2 separate regions of the Mus musculus genome follow, and region 1 is linked to region 2. Evidence: chromatin loops called from intact Hi-C (ENCODE). Cell type or tissue: gastrocnemius. All regions are shown on one strand. Region 1 overlaps Polr3b (polymerase (RNA) III (DNA directed) polypeptide B). Region 2 overlaps Polr3b (polymerase (RNA) III (DNA directed) polypeptide B).

Region 1 (5,000 bases), 48 kb after region 2:
TGACAGGCCCACGACAAAAATCCCTCTCTCTTTGGGTAAAGGCGAGTGAACACAGACCAAAAGATACAACACAGTCACACTCTGCCACTGAGGTTTGAAGCTTTTTGTTACGCAATGATAATAAATAGTTTATATTCTCAGTATTTACAAAACTCTGTTGCATTTTATTTTCCTGATCTTAATGTTGGGTAAGTTGCATTGATCATCTAACTCTTCTGGCTGTTTAATAACTGATAATGGTTGTTTTGCTTATCAATGAGAAAAATAAAGATTTTATCAATAATATTTTTAATCTTCAACAAAGCCCAGTTCACACTCCCCTTTCACATACATAAATACTAGTGGACTTAGAGGCAAAAGTAAACATAAATATTCATAGCAACCATTCCTGCTGTGCTGTGTAACTCATTTTACCCACCTCCCCTAGAAACCCAACACTAGACCTGAACTGAAATCCCTTCTGAGCACGGGGCTAATGTCATAAAGAATTATATGGGAAGCGGGATGGCTCAACTCTAATGGTTGACATGACTTGTGGACAACTAACAGCAGCTGAGACTATGCTTTGGGGGGGGGGGGGGCAGAAACACAAATGACCTGAAGTGAGCAAGCTCTAAAATGAGCACAGCGTGCTGCAACCAATGTCAACAGAACCCTGGGACCTTTTGGATCTCACCACTCCTACTGGTGAAGGCTTTCAAATCTGTGTATGTGTCACAGGCATCTGGGACTTGTGAAAATATATATGGCCAGCCTGAGGCTCACTCTGGAGCTTCTGGCTCCTGGGTCTAGGGTAGTTTCACGATTGCTAACTGGTTCCCAGGCAGCTGTCTAGGGGGTGCTCTTGAGCCTGGGTCTTGAGGAACAACAAATATCACTGCTTTACCTTGGTATTACCTTACGTTCCTTTATTGCTTCCAAAGTTTTAACTTGGATTTAAAAACAAAATCAAAAACCTGTCTTAAAATATTTGAAAACTGTTAAGCTTTTTCCTAATTCATCTATTCTTTAATGAAAGATGTATAGCCGACATTTAGAAATAGTACTTCAGTCTTTGCAAAGGAGCAAAGGAGGTGTGCCTTATGAGCCAAATTTAGCAAAGGTCTGCACAGCCAGCAGCGTCAAGGAGGCCTGTTCTGCATTACAGTATTAAGGTCAGCCAGGCTCCTACACCATCTTGGAAAACAAGAGCTCTCTGCATAGCCTGCATCCCTGAATAATCGCGAGAGACTTGGGAAGAAGTAGTCTTACTTCATTATACTAATGAAGAAACTTAAGTTCAGAGAAATTCAAGTTAGTGCAAGGAAATACAAGAGTTCAACACCTGGATCTGAACAACCACACCACAACTCCAAAGCTCTTACTGCTCCCATCTCCCACTTTTGTTGTTTTGAATTTTAAACCCTTTCAATCTTCCAAAAGAGCTTAAAATTCAGTTCAGATATAGCTTCAATAACAACTTTGTAATTCTCTGAATGAGATCACAGTCATATACCAGAAGCCATGGAGCAGTGTAGATGTATGTATTGTTTGCTCCAAGTGTTCTAAGGTTAGAAAACGGAAGCTGACTGCCATCACAGGCCAGTCCACTTCCACCGATTCCCTGAAGGCTGCAACTCTGAACTATGAATCAGCTCATCCATGACGGAACAGTGGGTAGCTCTGACTTAGCAAAAGGAGCACACACATTCAATGTGGGAAAGGCTGTGACTGGCAATGCACCATATGCCACACAGTTGATGGGTTAACAGGACACAAACAGGACCTACTTCACGGCCAGCAGACAGACGCCAGCCTTCGCTCTGTACACTCCCCAGTCAGGAAACAAAGCAAAGCATCCAGCTAACCTGGATGAACTTCCTCGTAGGTGATGGAAGCTGGACAATGGAATTCCAGGCGCCGGGGATGTTCTCAGCCAATGAGCATCTTAAAAAGGGATGCAGCCAATACTGACTGCAACCTGCTGCTGATGGGGGTTAAATTCTAGTGAGACAGTCCACTCCTCTTTAGAATACACTCCAAGCAGCATAAACCATTACACAGGAGTCTAGAAGGAATTAACGAGTCTCACAAGCACCACTCATAGCTGGCAATACTCACTGGTACGTGGGTCAGAATGGTAGAAGCCAGGAGTTCTCTTGCTTCTTCTATTTTGGTTTTCTTTGGTCCACCTCCCCACATTCTTTGTCTTCTTACTTTATTCCCTATATACTTCAATGCCTATAAAAAAACAAAGTAATGCTTGAATTAAATTACTGGAGATCACTTATCAGTGCTGACCTGCTGTTACAAGCAAAAAAAAAAAAAAAAAAAAAAAAAAAAGCAAGGACCCTGGTTACACAGATTGCTGCATTGGGAACAAAGACTCCACTTCATGAATCAATAACAAAATAATAGCACCCACTCCCTACCTTTATGCATGGTTCCCTTCTGATTTCTAAATTGTCTTGCTCCTATAAAATTGATACATAATTGTTTGTAGGGAATTGAGAAACCACATATGTGTTTGTGTGTATGTGTCTAAGCAGCCATCAACTCTTCACTCAGAATGTCACTGTGGAATGCAGAGTTTCCCCATAAAGAAACCAAACCATGTGAAGACTGCTATGACAAGAGCTACAAAGAAAAAACCTAAATAAATCCAGGATTAAGACACTGTCATAAACTAGATGGCTTAATAATGTTTAAACATGACTTACAGTTTAAAGTCTTTCTCAAATAGCCAATAAATTCATAATAGATCATTTTATTCCTAGCAGGTTTTAAAAAGCCCAAAGCTAGGTGATTCTAAAGTTTTAGGTTCTATAATTTGCATAGCTATGGAAAGGACTTGGCTAGCTGAAACAACCCAGATTTCAACTATAAGCCTACAGTAGCTGGGTACTGTTATCAGTCTTTTCATTTCAACCCTTGGGAGGCAGAGGCAGGTGGATCTCTGTGAGTTCAAGGTCAGCCAGGGCTATACAGAGACCTTGTCTCAAAAAAACCAAACCAAATAAAACCCAAATAAACAACCCCCCTCAGTGGTGAAAATGGTGTAATGATGGCATAGAGATCGACAAAGGTGAGCAAATCACAAGTCCAGAAAGAGCGTACACTGAGTGGTCAGCTGACTCTTGCCACAAGCCACAAAACAAGGAACCGTCCTCTCAAAAACCTATGGTGAGGAGACAGGGCTGGTACCAAACAGGGACAAGGAGCCTGGCCTCCAGTTCACACCAAAAGGAAGAAATGATCTGAGACAAGACTTTCGACCTGCTCAGAGGTGGTGCATGCAGATCTCTGCATGCGAGGCCAGCCTGGTCTGCAGTGAGCTCCAAAACAGCCTGGGCTCCTGAGTATTGAAAAACAAAAATGGAATACAACAAAAAAAGATTTTAGACCTAACATGGAAACTAAAACGATATGGTTTCTAGAAAGACATAGACAATATCCTAATGTAGAGTAGGCAAGTATATCCTTAAATGGGATATAGAGTAATAATTGTAAAGACAAACAGAAAAGTTTTTGATAATTTTTTTTTGAAGTTAAACAAGACTGAAAGAAAAAGAGCAGAAAAGCAATGAAGTGGGTGAGTGAAACAGGTGTAAAAGCTGGACACAGAATTTCTAGCCAGACCATTTTTATTGTTATTGTTGTTGTTGTTGTTGTTGCTGCTGCTGCTGCTGTTTTGGTCTTTTTTGGTTTTTGGAGACGGGGTTTCTCTGTGTAACTGCCCTAGCTGTCCTGGAACTCCCTCTGTAAGCCAGGCTGGCCTTAATCTCATGGAGATCCATTTGCCTCTGCCTCCAGAGTGCCTCCACCACTGCCTGGCTCAGACTTCATTTTAAAAGGTCCCTGAAATTCATTAATAAAAAGATCAACAGCTTAATGAAGGCAGTGAACAAATGAATCTTATAGACAGGATCCAGGACCAATTCACGTGTGAAAAAGTGTTCTAATAGTTTGCCATGAGAGAAATGATTAAGGCTGCAAAAAGGTAATTGTGCACCCCTGCTAGAACATCTAAAATTAAAAAGACTTAACACCAAACACTATGAGAGCAAGAAGCAACCACACTTGAACACTGCAGCCAGTACTACAAAACGGTACGGTCATCTACAGATTGGAAAAGTTTGGTAGTTTTGACTTCACACTCTGTTCTCAGGCCCAGTAATTCTACTCCTAAGTATTTACACAAAAGAAATGAAAATGTATCTACACAAAGGTTTGCTGATAGTAGCACTGTTCATAGAAGCAAAAGCAAAAAGATCCAAATGAGTATCAACACAGAAAGGGGAAGTCTGCTACTGTCATCTGAGGGGATATGATTAAGCAGTAAAGGGACAAAGTCCACAGGTAGACAACACGAAAAGGCCAGCAAACCACAAATAATAACCATTGGGAGAGTTCCACACAGTATGCTCAGCCAGACACACGTATACAACCTGACTCTACATAACGTTCTGGAACAAGATAAGGTAAAGCCATCGTAATGCCAGGAGGGGTCAGAGGGTGGAGGTGGGGGTCAGAGGGTGGAGGGGAACACAGAAGAGACTCATGGGATGGTAATGGAGGTACTGTACACTTTGTAAAATTACAGTTACATGCCTAGATAGAAGCAGATCTGGTGGGAAGCACTTCCTGGTGACTTCTTAGAAAGCAACAACAAAAACTGACGGAAGCAAGCCTGGTACAGAGGCAGCATGGTGCTCTCTCAACAGACATGTCCTCATAAAACTTCTCCCCTTGGGAAAGGGCACACGAGTCCTCACTTCCTTGAGGAAAAAATGAGAGAGACACAAAGGAGAGGGGAATCCCTTCTGATGTAGCTTTTTTTGGTTTGTCAAGCCAGGGTTTCTCTGTGTAGCCCAGGCTGTCCTGGAACTCAGTCTGTAGACCAAGCTAGCGTTGAACTCAGAGATCCGCCTACGTCTACCTCCCAAGTGCTGGGATTAAAGGTGTGTGCCACCACTGCCTGGCCTGATGTAGCTTACATGCCATCCCTTTCCTGGGTACCC
Region 2 (5,000 bases):
ACACACACAGCACAGAATCCTGTGATGTCAGTTTACATGAAACAGCAACACTAGATCTACTACACAGTAATGCAGTCAAAATCTGCAGGGAAACAATTTTCATGCTAGAATATCCCCAGTGGCACACAGACCAATAAAGAGGATGACAGAAGTTAGGACATGTTTATACATATGTGACCTCATAATCCCAGCACTTGGGAGGCAGAGGCAGGCGGATTTCTGAGTTTGAGGCCAACCTGGTCTACAGAGTGAGTTCCAGGACAGCCAAGGCTACACAGAGAAACCCTGTCTCACCACCCCCCCACCCCCCCAAAAAAGATTTATTTTTCATGATCCTTTCTCAATAATTTAAAGAACAACTATTGTATGAGGAAAAGAGGCTGGCAGTTGTATTTAGTACCTTTACTCCCAGCATCAGGAGACAGAGTCAGGTGGATCTCTGTGAATTTGAGGCTAGCCTGGGCTACATATTGAGCCAAGGCTATAGAATGAGACTGTCTCAAAAGTAAACAAAACCTTCAAACTCCTCCCCTCATACAACAACAACAAAAGAGGTAATTACAGTGGAATGAAATCACCGAGATGAACCCTAATCCAACATGCCTAGTATATTGATAAGACAAACACTAGGGATGTGTGTGAAGAGGGAAACACGCCATTTGAGGTGGAATGAGGTGACAGTTTGCAAGCCAAGCAGCAAGGCCTCAGAAGAACCTGTATCTGCTACCACTTGCCTTTGGGTGGCCAGCCTCAAGATAATAAGAAAATCTATTGCTGCTGTGAGCCTCTTGGATCTGTGGTCCTTGCTAAAGCAGCCTTAATATAGTCCTACAGTGCATACCCAGCCTTCTTGTGAAACAGCTGTTCAGGGCTCAAGAAATAGCACTAGGCATAAGACAGTTTCTGCCTCTGCTGGATCATGAGCACTATTTTAAAGCCACACCTCACCAGAATGTGTGCTCAGCATTAGCTGTCTTCAGTTTTTATCTCATATTTTTTGAGTCAGAGTTTCTCACTGAAGGTAGAACCCACAATTTAGTCAAACTGGTTGATGCACGCCCCAGGGATCCTCTTGTCCTTCCTCTCCCTCCTCAGTGTAGAGACTATGATGCGCACTAATACGCCTGCTTTGTTCTGTTTTTTTTTTCTTCTCCCATGAGTTTTGGGGTTCTGACCTCAGGTCCACTGTTTGTGCGGCAGGTACCTTATAAGTGGAGCTGTCTCCCAAACCAGACACTGAGCTCTAATCCTGCTGAGAAGCTCTGCTTCCGAGGGTGAATGCCACAGTCTGGAGCAGGAAGAAGGGGGCTCCAAAAGCGAGATGTGTGTCCCTAAATAGAGCACTGGTCCCGAGGAAAGATGTACAAAGTATCTGCTGATGGTATGCAAGAACAGTATAAAGCCAAATAGGTAATGCCCAGAAGAGCAAATAGAGATGAGAGGAAACTATTACTGAGAAAAACTTACATACAGAGGAGCCATCCTCTAATGACTATGTACTTTGTATTAAATGTTGTCTATGTAGCTAAATGACCCAGTATCACAACAGTCTTATGCAGGGTACTGTGGGTAGGGTGTGAGGAGAGGTGTAAGTTCCTGAACCCACCTATCCACCTAAGTGTGAATCAGTAAGTAGCATGTAAAATGAATGAGCATGTCTAAGAATACTTAGAAAGGTGATGGTATAAACGGGGCGAGATTGCTTATGGGAGACACAGGTGGAGGAGAAATGAGAACCAAGTCTCCTTTTAGTGCACGGCTCCTGTTCTATTTGCAGTGCTGTAGGCTCAGGGACTCCAGAGGGACGTCATCTACCACATAACTATCTCAGCAGCCCAATCCTCCACTTCAAACCAACCTTTCAGATCATGTGCGTGGGCCGGCGGGATGACTCAGCAGGCAGAGGTGCTGGCTGCCAAGTCTGATGACCTGAGTCTGAACTCCAGAAGGCACAGGATGGAAGGACAGGGCCCCTGAAAACTGTCCCCTGACTGCCAGAGATGTGCTTGTATATACAGACATAAACACAAATACACGGAACAAGATACTGTGTATTTATTACCTGATAAAAATCATGCTTGCATGTAAAGTTATATTCACCCAAAGGCTCTAGTTGTTCACTACTCTCTTAAAGTCTTTGTCACCTATTTTTCTGTTTGGCTGCTTCCCTTTTTGCCTCCTGGCTTTTCAATAAATCTGACAAGACTATAAGACAGGACTGTCAAGGGAGTGGGGGCTAATCAGGAGGTCTTACCTCGGATTAAAAGGCATCTGGAAAAGGAAAACTGGGAAGACAAAGTCCTCACTGAAGTAAAGGTCAGCCACCCTGGGAGGACGCCCTTCAGCTTGCAGAGCAACATGTATGTCAGAGGCCCGAAGACCAACGGGGTCTCTAAGGCCACTGTACACACAACTGAGCCAAAGGCGCTTCTGCCAGGGAGTCTGGTCCCTGCCATGTTGACAGTTTGGGAAATGCTACAACACAAAGCCTTCCTGACATTTCACTCGGAGGCCCCGGTCTAATGGCGCTTGCTGACTAGGGTTCATGTGGACAGCGGTGCTCTGTCTGTCTGTGTGTGGACTCACAGGGTGTTCCAGGTAAATCCAAAGGCAGCCCACCCATGGAGAACTGCAGGGAGCCTCAACCCTCCCCTGGTCACTCAGACACTCTTACCATGAGCTGATTCAGCATCCGCTCTAAGAAAGGCTTCACTACACGTAAGACTGGAAAGGCGTGTTTCTGTAACTTCAGTGGGACTGAACCTAGTAGATAAGCTCTGCTTGCCATGCTTATCAGTCTCCAAGTCTTCACACAGTAGCAAATGGACTTGGACTGTAGCTTAGCCGGGGTTTCTATTGCTGTGATGAACATCATGACCAAAAAGCAAGCTGGGGAGGAGAGGGTTTATTTGGCTTCTGCTTTCACATCACTGTTTGTCACTGATGGAAGTCAGGACAGGAACTCAAACAGGGCAGGAACCTGGAGGCAGGAGCTGATGCAGAGGCCACGGATGGGTACTGCTCACTGGCTTGCTCAGCCTGCTTTCTTATAGAACCAGTCCAGGGATGGCAGCATCCTCAATGGGCAGAGGGGAGCTTACATTTCAATCACTAACTGAGAAAATACTTCACTGCTGGATCTTATGGAGGCATCTCCTCAATTGAGGGCCCGTCCTGTCAGATGACTGCAGCTTGTGCTGGCATAGAACTATCCAGGACAGTAATGTGACATGTGTAGGTTCATACAGAATGGGACATTCTCTTACGGTGTGAATTCTTGTAAGGGATACCGACATTTTCCTAACATGTCAAATTCTGTTCGTCTAGATAATCAGGCAAGTGAATGAGGGTAATCAAATCTGTTAAAGAAGGGATATTTAATTCTGAGGTACCTTCTAGCGCCGAGATTCTATGACCCAACAGAACACAGAATAGTTCAAGCACGTGCCTTTCCTAAGAAGAATCACTATTCTTGTCCCATGCACTTCGAAGGGTATGGTGCTGCGATGTATAATTCTGGGCACAGAGGAAATGAAATGAGTGAATGACTGGATAACCACACCCACCGTCATGGCCTCAATCGTGAATGTTAACAGGGGAATCTGAGAAACAGCTTGCAACACTTGGAGTTCCACTCACCCTTTTGTCCATGGCGACTGCTGAATTTGTCTCCAATCTCTGGGCGCCGCGTCTGTCTCAGGAGCATCTTGATGAGGAAAGCATCCTCGGCGTTGGAAGAGATCATCACTTTCTCGATGTAGGAGTCTGTCGCACCTTTGTACCTGATGTGAAGACAAGACAGCCTCTAACTGTCCTGTGTCACGCTGTCACTGTATGGCATACGCTCTTCAATCCTACCACAAAACACTCTGATATTCTCCTCTCATGCTTTAAAAAGTTACTCATTTCCAACATTAAATCTAAATTTTACAATTTTCCTTCTACAGTCTTATACATTTATTACGAGGCAGACATAGTGTAATATTTTTATGGTTATCACTGTATTATAGACAACATTAACCGATGCTCTGAGAGACCACACAGTCACACAGAGCAGAGCTGAGTTTTGAGAGCTGATCAGATTCAGGTTGGAGCGCGTAACCACTTTTGCAACAGCCCTTCAACCTACTACATTATTGCTGTCCTCAAAACACCTTGCTTCGTAGTTTTTATACAACAGACACCATGAGGAGTCTCCCAAGAGTTGGACGGTTTGGCTCAGGTCTTACATGGAGTCAGCCACAGGCAGATGTCCTTCTGGGCACATCAGTAAAGAGCCAGAGAGTGAGGGTTAGGCTTCTCCGAGTAGGGAAGCATATCCAGGAAAGGGGCAGGCATTACTAGCCAGTACAAGGACAAGGCCACACAAGAGGGGAGACTGTGGGAAACTAGACTGGAGGGGATGGGGTATGGTAACGCAGTGCTAATAGTAAAATCAAGGGGAGGGTCTGTCTGCGGTGTCATGAGAGGTACCACATGGATGAGAGAAACACTATCCACTGGACTAGAACAGGAGATGTCACTGACTCGGGCAAATCTGCCCAACCCTGGGCTTCCTTATCTGTTTGTTCCCCTCTTCCTGGACTAGGCTGTGAGCTCCAAAGGGCACGATGGCATTGGCTGGCTCACTGCTGTCCTCTGTAACTAACATACCCCCTGGGCAGCAAAGCAACATAACACAACACAACACTCCTCAACTGGAAAGAGCACAGGCTGCCGTTGGTCACCTGCACTGTAGCTCTTTCAGTGGGATGGAGAGAGGTGGAAAGGCAGCAACAGGGGAGACCCCCAAAAGAGAGAAGCAGAAGGGGAGCTAGCTAGGAATGGACCCAGAATCTACTTTTCTTCTAAGATGACAAACATATCGGAGCACATCTTCTACTGAGGAAAAGGAAGTGATTTTGAAACAGGTGGATGTATGGAAAGACGAGACAAATGGCAGAGTGAGGTTTCTTGAAGAAAGAAAGGAACTTGCCAGCAGAAGGCAAGATGGGTCCTGA

Evidence for each region. A loop is a pair of places that touch in the nucleus more often than their neighbours do. Peaks named below come from ENCODE experiments on the same cell type or tissue, not always from the same donor. Only the 100,000 strongest peaks of a DNase experiment are listed, where the experiment ranks them.
Region 1: a loop joins it to region 2, with 3 times the contacts of the local background. A loop is called at or near these places in 4 of 42 quality-filtered maps.

The regions. Positions count from the first base shown.
Region 1 is chr10:84,649,894-84,654,893 of GRCm38, reverse strand. Polr3b (polymerase (RNA) III (DNA directed) polypeptide B) reads right to left here. Exons shown (of 28, transcript NM_027423.2): 11 at 2,101-2,220. Among named protein-coding and RNA genes, the nearest start is that of Gm17249, 30 kb to the right of the region's middle. In gastrocnemius, no CTCF peak of the experiment used is centred here; no DNase peak of the experiment used is centred here; H3K27ac peaks cover 294 bases.
Region 2 is chr10:84,698,181-84,703,180 of GRCm38, reverse strand. It overlaps Polr3b (polymerase (RNA) III (DNA directed) polypeptide B), which reads right to left. Exons shown (of 28, transcript NM_027423.2): 23 at 3,640-3,782. Among named protein-coding and RNA genes, the nearest start is that of Rfx4, 55 kb to the left of the region's middle. In gastrocnemius, no CTCF peak of the experiment used is centred here; a DNase peak (open chromatin) is centred at 1,897; H3K27ac peaks cover 2,820 bases.